Regions from separate parts of the Homo sapiens genome. Here region 2 is linked to region 1. The links are chromatin loops, found by intact Hi-C in ENCODE. Cell type or tissue: dorsolateral prefrontal cortex. All regions are shown on one strand. Links, peaks and the distances in the headings refer to the core of each region. The heading gives the core; the rest is flanking DNA.

What was found. A loop is a pair of places that touch in the nucleus more often than their neighbours do. Peaks named below come from ENCODE experiments on the same cell type or tissue, not always from the same donor. Only the 100,000 strongest peaks of a DNase experiment are listed, where the experiment ranks them.
Region 2: it touches region 1 in a loop (3-fold over the local background); 2 of 110 quality-filtered maps call a loop at or near these places.

Annotation. Positions count from the first base shown.
Region 1 is chr17:38,427,247-38,435,564 of GRCh38, reverse strand. It overlaps ARHGAP23 (Rho GTPase activating protein 23), which reads right to left and starts at 7,101. Exons shown (of 24, transcript NM_001199417.2): 1 at 7,017-7,101. The coding sequence starts at 7,079. RefSeq lists enhancers at 5,120-6,027, 6,028-6,937. In dorsolateral prefrontal cortex, for the core only: no CTCF peak of the experiment used is centred there; DNase peaks (open chromatin) are centred at 3,614, 4,024, 6,344, 7,214 and 2 weaker places; H3K4me3 peaks cover 7,831 bases; H3K27ac peaks cover 8,000 bases.
Region 2 is chr17:38,565,615-38,573,932 of GRCh38, reverse strand. It overlaps SRCIN1 (SRC kinase signaling inhibitor 1), which reads left to right. Exons shown (of 19, transcript NM_025248.3): 3 at 5,702-5,722. Among named protein-coding and RNA genes, the nearest start is that of SRCIN1, 36 kb to the left of the region's middle. RefSeq lists an enhancer at 7,390-7,898. In dorsolateral prefrontal cortex, for the core only: a CTCF peak has its summit at 849; DNase peaks (open chromatin) are centred at 892, 3,942, 4,612, 4,912 and 1 weaker place; H3K4me3 peaks cover 7,661 bases; H3K27ac peaks cover 8,000 bases.

The DNA.
Region 1 (8,318 bases), core at 227-8,226:
AGAGATCGGGTTCCAGGGCAAGAAGTACAAACAGCATCAGATTCGGGGGCAAGGTTCTCCCTTGGGCTGCCAAAGGCTCCCCTGTGCATTGCTCAGTCCAAAAGCCTGGGGTGCCCCTTTCTACTTGGACCTTGGGAACTCACCAGCAGGAACCACTCCTTCCTCTCCCTCTTTTCATGGAATCACCGCAGGTCAGAGCTGAAGGGACTCTGGGCACTTCTCTACAACCCTCTTATGACAACTCAACAACCTGAGGCCCCTTCCTCCTCCCACTTGGCATCCATCCTCTCAAGCAATCCTCCTGTCTCAGCCTCCCGAGTAGCTGAGACTACAGGTGTGAGCCACCATAGTCCCTACAGTTCCAACCACACAGGGCTGGCTTCCTTCCACTCTTGCTGGTCCCTTCCTCTCTGCTCTATCCCCTTGGCCTGTCCCTTCTCTAGGCCTCAGTTTCCCCATGAGGCAAATGGAGAGACAGGGAAGGAGGGTGGCCTCTGATATTCCTCCAGCTGAAGCAAAGGAAGATGTCCCCTCTCTGGGTAGCTTTCCTCCTCCTTCTGTCCCTTTTCAGGAACAATACAGAGTTCCTCCACCTTGAGCATAAGGGAGACTCTATGCGGGAGGTGGGGGTGTCCCCTCCAGCCTCTCCTTCCAGCCTTCGGGGGCTCTCAGAAGCAGGAAAAGCTCTGGATTGCCCAGGTCCCCACCTCTCCCTCCTCCCAAGAGCTCTGAGTCTGGCGTCCACACCCGATTCTTTCCAAGCTCTCACACTTTTGGGGAAATTAAAAAGGAAGAAGCAGCTGTTGATACAGGAGCACAGAGCCAGACAGAAGTCAGATAGGAGACAGAAACACTCTCGGGCCAGAATGAACTCGGCCCCTGCCTAGGTGCACCCCCACTTGGGGCTAAGGCCCCTTGCGTGGTTGTCCTCCCACATGGCTCCCACGCGGTCTCCCAGCCCACCACATTCCTCCGGCCCACACACCTCCGACCAACCTCCACACCCCAAGAGGCCAAGGCCGGGTCTGTTTCTATCCCTCAGGCCTCGGCCCTTGGGTCTCAGTCATCCCCACGCCCCGCCCCATGCTGTCTCTCCTCCCAGGGATTCAGGCCGAGCTTTGAAAGGGTCACTTCAAAGAGGACCTGCCTTCCGAGGGCCTAGCCAGACCCAGGGCCAGCTCCTCGGCCAGATTCCCAGCGGTTGGGGACAAAGGCCCCACTGTTCCCCGACCCCCGGACGCCCCCAAATGCACTGGGCATAAGAAGTCTTTCTTTCCCCAGTTCCGCTCCTTACGGGCCCGGGCTCCTTGCCACCGGGAGTAGCCCTGGCTCCTCCTCCAGGAGAAGCTGGGGGGTTGGCGGGACAGGGAATTACTAGTTTCCCCACTGCCACCACCATACACCCAAACCCCTTGGGCACCCAGGATGATGACAAAATCCAGCCAGGCGCGGTGGCTCACGCTTGTAATCCCAGCACTTCGGGAGGCCAAGGCAAGTGGATCACCTGAGGTCAGGAGTTCGAGACCAGCCTGGCCAACATGCCAGCCAACATGCCGAAACCTTGTCTCTAAAAAAATAAAAAAAATTAGCCAGGTGTAGTGGCACACCTGTAATCCCAGCAGCCCAGGAGACTGAGGCACGAGGATGATGACGCAACCCCGGGGCCAACCTCAGGACCAGTGGCCCAGGCTCCTCTCTGTCCCTCGGCCACCAAGCCCTTCCTGGGCCTAGAATACAATCCCACATTTTCCCACCTATCAGAACCATACCCACCCTTGCAGGCCTCCTCCAGGCAGCCTCTCAGGACTACCTATCCTCTGGGGAGCCTCACAGTCCAAACCATAGCAGCCAACCCCTGATGTTCCCAGAGGCTGGGGACATCTCTGCCTGCTCTCCTCAATGCCCCACAGTAGGAAGTAGGATTCACCTGCTCCTCTAATTTCCTATCATATAGTGCTGATCCCAAGGCAGGGCCCTTAAAGTTTCCTGTGCCAAGCCTTTGCTGAATTCTCTCTAGTGCACATCATTCTCCAGCCTGTGCTTGCCCAGACCTCACTGCACCTCCAGTGATGGGGGCCTCATTACCTCCAGAGGCAGGTCACTTTCTCTTTAGATTGCTCTGACCATAAAGGTCAGTACTTTTTACTGAGGCAAAAGTGCATTGTTCTCATTTCTATCCATTGATTTTTTTTAATAATAGTTGCTACCAATAATTGAGATTACTAAATCTCAGCCACTTTACCAATACTACCTCATTTAGCCCTCTCTGTAATTTTGAGGGATTATTTCAGGGATAAGAAAACCAGCCAGGTGTGGTGGCTCACACCTGTAATCCCCGCACTTTGGGAGGCCAAAGTGGGAGGATCACTTGAGTCCAGGAATTTTGAGACCAGCCTGGGCAACATGGCAAAACCCTGTCTCTATAAAAAATACAAAATGGAAAAATTAGCTGGGCATGGTGGCATGCACCTGTAGTCTCAACTACTCAGGAGGCTGAGGAGGGAGGCTCACTTGATCCCAGGAGTTCAAGGCTGCAGTGTACCAAGCTCACACCACTGCACTTCAGCCTGAGCAACAGAACAAGACCCTGCCTCAAAAGAATAAAAGAAAGCCGAGGCTAAAACAATGAAGTAACTTGTCCAAGGGCACACAGTGAACAAGGAGTACATCTAAAATTTGGACCTCAGCAGGCTGAAGGCAGGCAGAGCTTTTTTGTTTCGTTTGGTTTGGTTTTTTGAGACAGGGTCTCATTATGTTGCCCAGGCTGGAGTGCAGTGGTGCAATCACAGCTCACTGCAGACTCGAACCCCCCAGCTCAAGTGATTTTCCCACTTCCACCACCCGAGTAGCTGGGACTACATGCCCAGCTAATTTTTTTTTTTTTTAAGACTACATTTTGCTCTTGTCACTCAGACTAGAATGCAATGGCGTGATCTTGGCTCATTGCAATCTCCCTCTCCCAGGTTCAAGCGATTCTCCTGCCTCAGGCTCCCAAGTAGCTGGGACTACAGGTGTGTGTCACTTCACCCAGCTAATTTTGTAATTTTAGTAGGGACAGTGTTTCACCATGTTGGCCAGGCTGGTCTCAAACTCCTGACCTCAGGTGATCCACCCGCCTTGGCCTCCCAAAGTGCTGGGATTACAGGTGTCAGCCACTGCTCCTGGCCCCAGCTAATTTTTAAAATTTTTCTGTAGGTATTGGGTCTCCTTGTGTCACCCAGGCTGGTCTCAAACTCCTGAGTCCAAGTGATCCTCCTACCTTGGCCTCCCAAAGTGCTGGGATTACAGGTGTGAGCCACTGTACCCGGCCTGTGTCAGTTTCTTAATCTGTCAAGTGGGGTGATGGTAATATACCAACATAGTGGTAAGCACTATGGAAGAAGTTGCTATTATCATTTTTCTCGGCCTCAAATAACTCCTACCTGGTAGGGTAGACGGATATGAGATGGAACATCACAGTGTCAGGGGTAGAGCTGGGCATGGGGCGCCCTGGGGGGCCACAGGCGGGGCTGTTCCCTGGTTTGTACTTCACAAACATTTATGGAGAACTGCTCTGTGCCAGGCTCTGTGCTGGCCACTGGGGACACAGAGATGAACAGGATACATTGTCCACTCATCCCTGCAGCTCCCTGCCCTCCCCTCTCCCTCTTGGAGCCCAGTCCATGAACCCTGCACTGAGGGGGGCCACGAAGGACAGAACCAACCACAGAGGGAAAGGCATGGCCTGGGAGCTGGGAGTCAGAAGATGGGTCCTTGTCTGCCGAGGCTGAGGGACCTTGGGCACTCCCCAGTCTGTTTCCCCACTGTAGCGTAACAGAGTTGGACACGATCACCCCTTTGGTCCTCACCCACTCTGACAGGTGGTAAATACACCCCAACCCAAAAGGGCTTTAAAATCTCCCCAAAGTCCAGCCCCAAGGCCATCTCAGCCTGATGTCCCACTGAGGCAATGGGGGAGGAGACACCCACCTGGCACAGATTGGTACTGCCCTGCTGACAAACTGGCACAATTTCACAAGAAACAGGGGGGCCTGGATCTGAAGGCGGGTTGTTTGAAGCGGGTGGAGGGTGCTAGGGGAAAGGCAGCACCAGCTCCCACAGGCCCTATTCATGTCTCTCTCCCGAGATGGTGAGAGCAGGATCATTAAAACCAGGCTTTGTCCAAATCCCTGACCAAGCCAATATCTTACCTTTGAACCCCTGCAGCCAACAGAGCAGGGCTTCATGCCCCTTTGGAAGGAAAACACCAGTGAACCGAGCCCTGGCCCAGTGCTATGGGCTAGCATGGGGCAGGGTGGGAAAGATTGGAGGAGTAAAGAAATAGAACAAAAGACAAGCAACTAAGCTGCAATCCAGCCAGAAGCTGACCTTGATCTTGGGCTGTGTAGAAAATGGACACGGATTTGGGGTGGGAGTGACAGCGGGACATAGCAGGTCCTGAGAAGCCAGATAGTGAGGGTGAGAGCCAGACTCTAGAGCCAGACTGCCACATTCCTACCCTGGCTCCACAGTGCACTGGGGGTGTGATTTGGGCTGCAATATTGGCTATGCCTCAGTGTCCTCAACTGTAAAATGGGGATAATAATGGTATCTACCTCTTAGTGGTATTGTGAGGATCAAATGAGGTAGTTTTTATAAATACTGGCCAGGAGTTTTTGCTGTCTGTGTATTAACTATGAGCTATACTGTGAAAGCAACTCCCCTTTCTTAAAAACACATTTTTTGTTTCCAGGCACCAGTGCTCATTTGAATATATTTGCTGGAATATTTGATATCTCCAATGACCATCTCCAGGTTTCTACATTGGAATCCAACTTCACAAGAATCCACTTGACCCACTATACTGGAGGAAACTTCCCTGCATGGCTAGCCTGGGATGCTGTGGGTCACAAGCCCCTCCCTAGAAGTTCTCCTGAGTATCTAACTGCAGTCCCTCACACTGTAACTTCTTCCATGCTGCTGCTTTGTAGTCTCTCTTTTAACCTTACACATCAAGAAGTCCTTCTGAGTATCCCTGCAATGTAGGATGAAGCAATCCACTACCCACTCCTGCACTGCTCTGCTCAGAACCAGCACCCTCCCTCACCCCCACTCCCATCCATGCCAAGAATGCTGCACTTCTTCCCCGTGAGCCAGGGTCAGCCCGAGGAGAGGGGCACAAGCACAGGGCCTCTTCCCCCCACCCAGTCCTTCTCTGCTTGGGCTGGGATCCACACAAGCCTGACCTATTCCCGTAGTCAGACACCTTCCTAACAGCTTTCCTCCCCAAGCTTCATCTTGTGCCCTGACTACCCTCAAGTGTCCTGGGTTCTTGCCTGGGCACTGTCACTACATAGGCTCAGACCCTCTCTGTGAAATGGGACACCAACACCTACCCTGCCCACTCCCATTCTTCCTGTTTATTATTATTGAGGCCTTTGAATCCAGCACTGAATGTAGAGGATTTACTGCTCCCATGGTTCCCAAGAAGAGGTCAGGTCCTCAGATGCAGGATCTTGGAATTCCCAGCCACCTTGGGGTGGACCCAACCACACTGTGGGCAAGTGGAAGAAGCCGCTGGGGCCGGGGGCCTTTGGGCTGCCTTTGGAGGCGAAATGACTGGTTATATAATCGAGATTCAAATCGCATGCCAAGGAGCACATGGCAGTGAGAGCTGTCACTTTGGGGAATGGGGTCTGTTGCCCTGGCAGAGGGGAGAACCACATGGGATCAAAAGCCACTCACCCCCAGCTAGGCCGCAGGGTTGGGGTGGAGACAGAGAGGGGTGCAGGGGATAGAGATGAAGTATGTGTTGCTGGTGGGGGATTGAATCCAAGGGACTCATGCTTGGATTCATGACCTCCACCCCCACCCCCCGTCCATCCTGAATTTCAAGTTCATAATTAGGAAACACACTTTGGCTGAAGGGAGTCGGGGAGAGATGCAGATTGAGGGAGAACTGAACACACATCCAGCAACCAAGGAACACACCAGTCTCCAAAAGAGTTGCAAGCACCAGATCCCACCTTCAACACTGCCGGGAAAGCTGGGGAGGAGGGTCCCCAAGTCTTTCAGCCCTGTCTAAAGAGGAACAGGCCTCAGCCCTGGCCTTGACCTCAACCTGGACCCCGGGGAATTTCTTTTCCGAGCTCAGGGAAACTGTTGGCCTGACAGTGTTCAACCCTTCAACTTAGGAGCAGGGAGGCCTGCTGGGGGGCTCCTGCAGGGCGGGCAGCCAGGCTCAGAGGTAAGGGAATGGCCCTGATGGGGGGATGGGGCTGGGAGGCCCCTGCTGGCCCCTCCCCAGCCTCAGCAGCTGGCAGATGAAAGAACCCAGGCAGAGCAGCCCAGCGCTGAGTAATGCCCCTGGCACCCCGCGCTCTGACCCACCCACAGCCGGTCGGAGAGGGCAGAGGGGAGGGCAGCCTCGCCGGCAGAGCCCGGGGTCCTGGGCCTGTGTCTAGAACTTCCCCAGGATCCAGGAGGGCGGCGGAACCGCGCCTGGCAACCCGTCCCGCAGTCCGACCCGGCAGGGGGCGAGTGTGGCGCGGGGAGGGGGTGTCCGGACGCCTTAGTGGAGGACGTCCCGCTCCGGGAACCCCCTCCCCCACCCCCTCTCCCTCCAGCTGTGCCGGGGCCTCGCCAACGGAAAACGAAAACTCGGGCAGAGGAAACGGCGGCAGGCGCCCCGCCTGAAAAACCCGAACAAAAGCCGCGGGCCTCCCGCCCCCGCTGCCCAGCCGCTGGGGGCCTGGCACCGCCACCTGGGTCTGTGCCCCCTGTCCTGACAGCCCCGTGCCCGTCCCGACCCCTTGCCTGCTTCCGTCCTTCCCACCCCTCTACCCCGGACAGCTCTTGCTCGGGCCCCCTCCCGGGCCTGCCACCAGCTGAATCTCCCCGCAGCGGTGCCCGCGGTGCCCGCGCCCACCGTGCGCCCCAGGCTGTGCAGGGCGAGCGGGGTCGCAGCGACCCTGGCTTGGCAGCCCGCTCCCCAGCAGCTACCGGCCCCGCCCACTTCCCTGGCCCAGCACCCTCACCTGTGGGGGCCGGGGCTCCGGGCGGGGCGGGATCCCGACCAGGCAGAAGGCGACTCCATTCATCGGGTGGCAGCGGCGGCTCTGCGGCCGGGGCACGGCTGGGGGCGCCGGCAGGGACCCGGGAGGGGCGGGGCCGGGGGCGGGGCCGAGCGCGGTGTGGGGGGGCCCCCCCCGGGGTCCGCCCCCTCGCCCCTCCCCCTTCCCACCACCCACCCCGCGCTCCCTTCTGGGTGCCCCGGCGGCCTCGCTCAAGGGCCACAGACCTGCAACCGGGCTGAGGCAGAGGCGAGCGCTGCCTGAGAGCTGGACGTCAGAGCCCAGCCTGGCGAAGAGAGGCGGTCTCCAGGAGACGCTTGCCCGGCCTCTAAGGGACCGGCCCAGATAGAGGGCCATCCAGGCCCAGGAAAGAGGACAAGGGCACCGAACCCAGAACTAGCACGGGGATAGGGAGGGAGGGAGAGGGAAGCAAAGAGAAACAGCCAGCCAGAGATGGTCAGAAACAGAGATCCAGAGACCCAGAAAGCATGAGAAAGGCAGAGACAAGATAGAGACAGCGCAGAGAGAGGCAGAGAAAGTCAGAAACAAAGATGAGGAGACCCAGGATCAGAAAGGGGGGAAGACAGAAAAAGGCTTAGAGGCCCCCTTCCCTTTAGAGACCCCTAGACATTGAGACACAAGGGAAGATTTAGTGCAGGGGGTGGGGAGACGGGGTGCCCCTCAGTGTAGGGTAAGCCCCTCCCAGCCAGAGTCTCAGCCCAGGATCCCAGAGAGGAGGGGGAGTCGAGCATAGAAGAGAGGCTGGCAGGTGCCCCAGCCCTTCGGACCCCCACCCAGCCAGTCCTGGGGCTCAGGCCATGGGGCCAGCCCACAGTCCTGCTCTGCAGTGAACAGCAGTGACAGCAGAGGCTCCCAATCACCAGCACCCCACAGCCACCCTTCCTGGCTTCACTCTGAGCTGGGCCTAAAGAGATGCCCTGGTCCTGAGCCAGCTTCTTTCCTTGTCCCCCAGAAGGACCCCCTCCAGCCCATCCCCTGACAGTCCAGGGAGGGACAGTCCTTCTGTCTTTCTTTTCCTTTTTTTTTTTTCGGCAGGGTCTCACTCTGTCACCCATGCTGGAGTACAGTGGCACAATCTAGGCTCACTGAAACCTCTGCCCCCAGGTTCAAGTGATCCTCCCACCTCAGCCTCCCCAGGTAGCTGGGACTACAGGCCCATGCCACACCGCCCACCTAACTTTTGTACTTTGGTAGAGATGAGGTTTCACCAGGATGGCCAGGCTGGTCTCAAACTCCTGACCTCAA
Region 2 (8,318 bases), core at 141-8,140, 140 kb before region 1:
ATTGGCATGCTTGTCATCACTCACAGGGCATTCAGCCCAATTTCTTTCCCAGTTCCCAAGCCCCATCTTGGCTGAACTTTGGGGAACAGGAATGTGTCTGCCCCCAAGGCTGGATGGCAAGTGGGACAGACTTGTCCTGAATGGCCAAGTGCATGGCGGAGACCAAAGTGGGGCTAGGACAGGGATGGTGATAGGACAGAGGACGATGTGATATGCATGGGTAGGGTTGTGGTGCCTTGTCTGCCCAGAGGTCCTCCCCAGATGGAGCATCTTGGGGCTGTGATAGGGGTTGGATGATGGACAGGAGTGAGGCTGGACTGGGTGAGCTCAGTTGTCCCAAGTCAGGGGCTTGGGGGAGCTGGGGATTTTGGCCTGTCCACATCTGGGATCTGCTCTGATGGAGGAAAGGGGAGCGCTTGAGCAGACCTTCCTCCTGGGGCTCTGTAATTAACCAGGAAAGTGTCTGTGCATAGGATCTTTTCATCACTTGATACTTATCACACTCCCTGCCCCTAAGGCTGAGTCTGAGGTTCCCTTTTGTTAAGTGCAGGACCAGAGACTTTGGAAAGGCCAGAACCACACAGCAGGGCAGGATGAGAGGCCATCTAGGAAACTTAGGCATCCTAGGCCTCCCAGACTTGGCTAAGGATTAAGTCACGGGAGAGTTAAAGGCCAAAGGTGCACAGCAAAGACCCCGGTGGGGAGAGGCTGTGGGCTCTGAAGTTTGAGCAGGAGGCAGAACACTGTCCCCTCCCTGATCCTCCACCAGGCGGGACCTTTAGGGATGGGGGCAGTGAAGAGGATCCTGGGAGGGCACCAGAGGTTGGACTCCAAGCCAAAGCCCCTCCCCCGGCTTCCACCAGGCTGTCTAACCTCCCTCCCTCCTGCTGCAACCCGAGTCCCGGGCGCCAGGCCGGCGTATCGGGTGACCGCGGCGACGCAGCCACCAGCCTCCGCCGCTCCTCTGCGGGGCTGCGCCGGCGGGGCCGCGCCGAGGGAGGGGGCCGCGAGAGGGGATGTGCACGGCGGCGCGCAGCGCCGCGCCAGGTGGAGTCGCGGTTACCGGGGCGACTGGGGCCCGGGCCGGCACGGCGGCGGCCGCGGCGGCTCTCGCATTGCAGCAAAGGGCACCGGCGGCGGCGGCCGCGGCTGCGGAGGCGGCCGGGGGAGAGAAGAGCCCGGGCGGGTGGGAGTAGGGGCCCTCCCTCCCCAGCCGGACGCAGGACCTGGGGCTGGGGACCCCGCACGTACACCTGTGGCCGCAGGTAAGGGGGAGCGACTGTGGGGGCCGGGATCGCCGCCTCGGGTTGGGCGGGGGGCGGGGACACGGAGATGGGGGCCCGCTCCGCGGCACCGAGAGCCATCCAGGGGTGGGGGACGTCCAGGCCATTGCAGGTTCCCGATCCCTGAGAAACGCCTCCTCCCCTCCCCCACCGCATTAGGTGCCTTCGGCGTGGGCCGGCCCCCACTCCAAAATCAGGCTGGCGCCCCCTCCCCCAGCGTCGGAAAGTCATGACCTTCCCGGGGTGCGCCCTCTTCCCCAGCGTCCCACAGCACCCCCACCCACCCACCCACACACACACTCTGCATTGGGAAGGAGATGAGGGTGTCATCCACACATCTGGAAGAGAGGGTCATGCATGTACATCGCGGTGGGGGCAGGCGCCCGAGGAGGGGCGAGTGGCTTAGCCCCAGCCCGGGGGACGAGTGTTTACGCTGACTCGTGTTCATGGGAGTTGAGAGGTGGGTGTGTGCACCGGTGCAGCACAGCCAGGGGATTAAGGAGCCGGTGTGGACCCGTGGGTTGCCCTCCCTCCTTGGAAGGTGCGTGGTCAGGGCTTGAGGTCAAGGAGGGGTCATTTGCTCACTGAACCTGCTGGGGATGCCTGCCCAGGGGAGGAAAGAGACCTCAGCTGGCTGGGCCAAGCCTCCCCAGGGGCCCTAGCCCCTCCCCTCCCAGGGCATGAGGGCCGAGGGGGGGAAAACCAGCAGCAGGGGAAGTAGGAACCCCTCTACCAGTGGCTAGGATGGAGGAGAGAGGAAGGGAGTTAACTCCTTAGCTCCCAGAGAGAAGAAGCTGTTTCCTCTTCTCACCAGGAGTTTGAGGACTCCCTGGCCTGGCTTCCTTGGGCCTTGAGAGACACTCCTTTCCCCCGTTTCTCACAGCGTGGTCCCTAGGGTCCTATGCTTCCATCTTACCTTCTTAGAACACCTCTCATTTTGCCCCAGCTCCTTTAAGATTCTTCCCCACAAGTGGTTGCCCCTGCCGGGGTCTCCCCTACTCACCCCTTTCTTTATTTCCCCCTTTCACTGTCTTTTGGGAAGGTGAGACCCCCTCCCTGACTATGGGGGAGGGAGACAGCTTTGGCACTGGAAGATTTGGCTTGAGGTGGACAGCCAGACCTCTCCTGGCCCTTCCTGCCCTCTGCCCTCCTAACTGGGGGGTTTCTGGTGTTGGGAAATTCCCAGGGAAAAGGCCCAGAAGGCTGAGCAGTGCTGGGTGCCAGGAGATGGAGGGAGTGGTGCCAGACCAGAGTATTCAGAGATCCCACCCTCCACCCATGGCTCGGTCCTATTTTATTGACATTCATTCATTGTCACATACTTGCTGAGTGCCTGCTATCCACCAGGTACTGTACTGGGCACAGCAGGAGGAACAGACACCCTGGAAAGGGGTGAGGAGGTACAGGGTGCTGGAAGTTGGAAGGGGAGTGACTGGGAATGTCCCACCTTAGAGAACACTAGAGGAGCCCTTTGCTCTCAGTCACGCTAGTCTGTCCCATGGGTTAAAATCCTGGAAAGAGACAGAGAAGGGGATGGATGATATCCCCAGAGGCCTCCCCCACCACAGTTTCTCTTCGCCAGAGACACTGAGTGGCCAAGAGACTGTGTCTCGTTCCTGGTGGGGTCAACATGAAAGAGGATCATTCTTCCCACTTTCCAGAGGGAGGACAGAGGATGGAGGGGCAGGATTCACTCATGTGCTCTATAGATCAGAGCCTGAAGTTCCAGATTTTGATCTCAACATCTCTCATGCATCCAAGTGACCGGCACAAGCGCAGCCCCTCTTCCATCTTTATCCTTTGAGGGGCTTGGCTGGCCTTTCCTATGGCACTGATGCCACCCAGTCCTCTCCCTTGGCTGCTGCTAGTGATACGTCCCTTCCAGGTGACTGCCCCATGGATGTGCACAGCCTTGGGACCCTGGGGCAGGCCCATGTGGAGGCCATAGCCAGTGTGGTTGTGGCCAGGCCCTGTCTTTATCTCCCTCCCAGGACCACGAGGTGGGCCTCAGTCATCCGAACAAGGTACCCTGAGTCTGATGTGTTGACACTGGTGGCAGGGTGGGGGACAGAACATCTTCTATCTCTTTTGCATCAGAGGTCACCTCCCTGACTTATGATATCTGGGACATGATAGGCATGGGACAGTGGCACCCTGACCTGGGGCTTTCTCTTTGTACGTAGGTGGCTCTGAGGCCGTGTGTGTGTGTGTTTCAATAGCCGGGGTGTGTGTCTCTCACTGTGAGTGGGCACCCGTGTCTCTGTTTCTGTGACTGTGGTGTTTTGAGGGTGAGTGTGAATGCCATCAGCACCTCTTGTCCTCTGTGACTGGCTATGGTGCTTGTGAGTGTGTGTAAGCGAGGCAGGGGTCTGGCGGGAGCCAAACACGTTTGTGTATGAGTGGGGGCGGTCTATGTGTGAATGTCTCTGTCTCTGAGTTTCTGTTTGTTTCCAGGGCTGTTTCTGACTGGGGAGCCCCTCTCTTAGTAGGGGTGTGTGTGTGTCGCTCTGGGTGTGTCTGTGGAGATGTCCTTATCAGAGGATGTGTCTGAGAGTCTGTGCTCAGCTGTGCGTGAGCCTGTGTGTTGCGGGGCGCTGTGGGTGGCCCATGTGTGCGCCGCCCGTGCCTGGTGTCATGGTAGTGGTGGGTAAGGGACTTGAGGCCTTCTCTGCAGAGCGGTCCATCACCGCTGGGTCTGCAGACGTGATTGTCCTCATAAACCTTCCGGTGTCCTCTGCCTGCCCCCACGTGTCCACTCCCTCTGCTACCCCTCCCCTTCCCCAGGCCACAGTCAGCTGCCGCTGGAGCCTGTTACTTGGTCCCTGGTCTCCCCTACCCTCAGTACCTGTGGGCATCCCCTAGCACCACTGGGGGTGGCCTCAGTCCATAGATGATTCCAAGCATTGGCTGGGACACAGACTTTGTTGTCCTCTTCTACTGCCTGGTATGTGACTGTTTTTTTTGGTTGTTGTTGTTTGTTTGTTTGTTTTCTAGCGTGAATGCTGGGGGAAGGATGGGGATGGTGGCTTAGGAGGGGGTGGTCTTGGCAAATGACCCTCTTGGTCCCAGCCCCAGCCCAGTGTCACCCCCACCCCAAAGGTCTGCCTTAGGTAAAGCCTCCAGCCGGAGTGCCCCTCGACTCAGCCCCTTCCAACTCCTCCCTGCCAGGAAAGCATTCAGGTGGCCCAGGACACCCTGGCATGGTGTTCTTCCCCCAGGGGCGCCTTCGATGTCCCTCTCCTCTGCCAGTGGCTCTAAGGCCTGGGGATCTTGTCTGCTCGTGCCAGGCACCCCCGGGCCAGGCCATCTGCTGCCTCTGTCTCCCTGCTGAGGCTGGCACCGGTCAGCAGGGTGCCTTGGCTTTGCCAAGAACCAACCCGGCCCCAGGGCAGCTCTTTCCTTGTACTAAGCCATCTGGAAGGGCCTTCTGGTCTCTAGGGAAGGAAGGGTGACCCTGGGTTACTGCAAATGAGGAGGACTCTCTGGCTTCCCATTCTAGGGATGCTAAGAGGGATACGAGGAGCCCTCCTCAATCAGCCAGCCAGCCACAGTCCCCAGTCTCCCCAACTCCCTTCACTGCCCCCAGCTCCCCAGCCATTGATTGCCCAGTGAGTGAGGTTCCTGGCACCTGGCCACTCTGCTCTGTAAACTAGATCCACCATGCTGCATAGGCCTCTCTCTCTTGGCCTTGGGCCCCAGCCCCCCTCCTCCGACCCCTGCCCCATCCATCCTGATCCACCCCATCCACCTCTGCCCCGGGGTCTAGTTCTGATCCCACTCTGCTCCATTCAGACACTTTCTGCTTGTCCACCCAGTTAAGTCTAAATACTTTCTCTCAGCAGTTATGACCACTCATCATCTGGCCTCAGCCTCCCACTTCCCACCCTTTGCAGCCTAATCTGCTACTTTCCCAGCTGCGCCCCAGCCAATGTGGACTAGTGACTTGCCTCAACCCCCCTCCACTTGTCTGCCCCTGGGCACTTCCCCTCTGCCCAGCAGGCCTCTCCTTCCAGTCTCCAGCTGCTCGTTTTTCCAGACCCAACTCAAATGCCACCTCTTCCAAGCACTGTTCCCTGGCCTGCCATTTCTCTGACCCCACAGCTCAGCTTTGTCGCTGCCTCTCTTGTGACTGCCTCATGGGTTCGCTCTATCACCATCCTCTGTGCCTTTTCCCACCAGTAACTCTGCGAGGAGTCGCTGTAGCGCCTGCTCAGGGCCATCCTGGGTACACCATGGTGTTCCAGGTCTCAGTAGAGAATGGATGTACCAGGCATGACTTCATTCCTGCTCCTGGGAGGGTGGAGGGCCCTTGTCCTAGGGCTGAGTGCTGAGTTCCAAGGGTCTCTAACCTGCCCCTGCCCCTCTTTTCCCCTCCTGGGCCCCCTCATAACCATCTCTTCTCTTATTTCCATCAGCAGCCAAACTACTGGAGTTTCAAGGTCAGTGTGTGATGCCTCTGCTCCCATGACAACTGCATGTGCTCTCCCTCCCCTGCCCCTGCCTCTCCCTTGCACAGGCTTTGCACCGGGGTGCGCATCTGCACGGACACCTTCTGGTATGGGCGGTGGGCCTCGGGGCTGCAGGCTGTGGCTGCTGCTTTGGGAGAGTCTGGGTTCGCCTGTCAGGGGCTTGTGGATGGAGTAGGAGTTTGGGCCACCCCTGCTGGGGATCTGGGCTAGAGATGCTCAGTCCCCAGGCATCCCCAGCCCCTGAGGGGCATTTTGAAATGACATACATTTTCCCCAGCCTGGAGAGACTGCTGCCTCTGAGTTAGGGACTTAGACCCTTGTTGTGGGCCCTCTTCTTTGAATTCATATCTCACCTCCCAGGGAGGCCCTGTGACTGTGATGGGTCCCCCTTCCTTTTCTTACTGTCCACCATGGGGGCTGGTCCGTGCTAGGCAGGAGACTCATGGTCCTACACCCTCAAGCCTGTTGTCTAAGTGGAGGGCTAAGCTGAGGGATAGGTGCCTTCTTGCCTCCTCCTGAGCTCTGGCCTTTCCAGAGCTAAGACAGCTGTCTGCCCCTCCCAGGGTATCCTGTTGACCCCTGGGAGAGCACCCTCAGGCACCTGCTTGCCTCCTGGAGTCTCTGGCCTCCCAAGTCCCAGGCATCATGACAGCGGGTGGGAGGCATCCCACCCAGACTCCCCAGGTGTCTTATTTGCATGCATTCTTCCTAGCACTGCAAGAAGTCCTTGAATCAGAGAATCATGGAGTCAAAGTCACACTGTCAAGCATAGCCTCTTTGGAGGAGGCAGTTGAGGGTAGTGGTTAAGCGCATGGACCCAAGAGCCAGGCTGCGTAGTGGTGAATTCCATACAGTCTGCTGCTAACTAGCTTGGTGACCTGGGGCAAGCCACATATCCTCTTAGCCTTGGTTTCTCCTCTGTAGAGTAGAACGACAATGTCTGCATCATAGAATTGTTGTAAAGATAGGGAAAAAAGGCCGGATGTGCTGGCTCACGCCTGTAATCCCAGCACTTTCGGAGGCCGAGGCATATGGAATGCTTGAGCCCAGGAGTTTGAAACCAGCCTGGGCAATGTAGTGAGAACTTGTTGGCCAAGGAGGGAGGCTGAGGTGGGAGGATCACTTGAGTATGGGAGATTGAGGCTGCAGTGAGCTATGTTTGCACCTCTGCGCTCCAGCCTGGGTGACAGAGGGAGGCCCTATCTCAGAAAAAAAAGAAGAAAGAAAGAGAGAAAGAGAGAGAGAAAGAAGGAAAGAAAGAAGGAAGGAAGGAAGGAAAGAAGGAAGGAAGGAAGGAAGGAAGGAAGGAAGGAAACGAAACAAAACAAAACAAAACAAAACACGAGAGGATGCATGTTCCAGGCAGTGCCTGGCTCCTGGTGAGCCTTACATGGTAGCTGACCTCATTAGCTACTAAATCATAGACTCTGCCTTGATTCTCAAACCTAGAAATCAGAATCGCCTTAGGAACTTGTCAAAAATCTCGAACCCCAGGCTCCAATCCCCAGAGATTCTGGTTCAGTGAATATGGGGTCCTGGAAAGGTATTTTTAAAAGCTCCCAAGTGATTCTTCCCTAGTCTATGGACAACCTCTGGGAATCTCAGATCCATGAGCTGCTCCCTGGAACACTCTGGTGATAGGCGCTCTCTACCTCCCATGGTGGTCCCTCTCCTGTCTTGGGAGAGCTCTGCTTGAATCACTGTTTTGTTCTTCTGCCATCTCCCTTATGGTGGGGAAGTCCTGGATGTTTCACTTTCCTCTGCCCTATTGTCTCAGCCCAAGCATGGAGAGAAGTGCCAGCAGGTTTTCCCTCCTCTCGAGAGGGTTTTCTGTACAGGCTGTGAGAATGGAAAGGTGCCCACTGGGCTAGGAAGTGGTGGAGCAGGGAACGTGGGCATCTCTTCTCCCAGGGTTTCTGCCTTCTTGGCAGGCAGCAACCCCCAGGATCCCTGCCCTGCCTCCCTTCATTTGGACCCCTGTTCTGCCTCCTTACTGGCATCTCACTGGTGTCCCCCCGGCACCATGGCCACCCCCTACTCTTCATCGTTGCTGGCTGCCTCGTGCTGCCTGAATTCTGTAGCCCTCATCCGCACTAGCCTGGCAACCACTGACCTTTTAGTTGCCAGGCAACCCCATGACCACCAGACCAGACCTGGTTCCCCACACTGCCACAGAGCTCCCCGCCCTTCAGCTGGGATGAAGGTGAGACAGAGGGGTGTGGGCTGGCACTGGTGGTCAGCCTAGAGCTGAGCCATAGCCTCTCGGTCACAAGCACAAGCGGCCCCTCCCTACTGCCCCTGGCCCATTTCTATGCTGCCTTCCTCCTGCCAAGACCCACACCCACCCAGTGGTCAAGGCATTATGCTTGAGAGGGGAAGCTCCCTGATGTCCCCACGTCTGATCTATTATGGTCCCCAAACCCTCAAGGCCACCTTGGGGACAGCTGGGCATACTGCCCATCAGAAGAAGATGCTCTCCCTTTAAGAGTGCTAATCCAATTGGAACATTAAATTGAGTTAATATGAAGATGGAGATTAATTAGGGGTAAATCAGGAATTGGGGAGA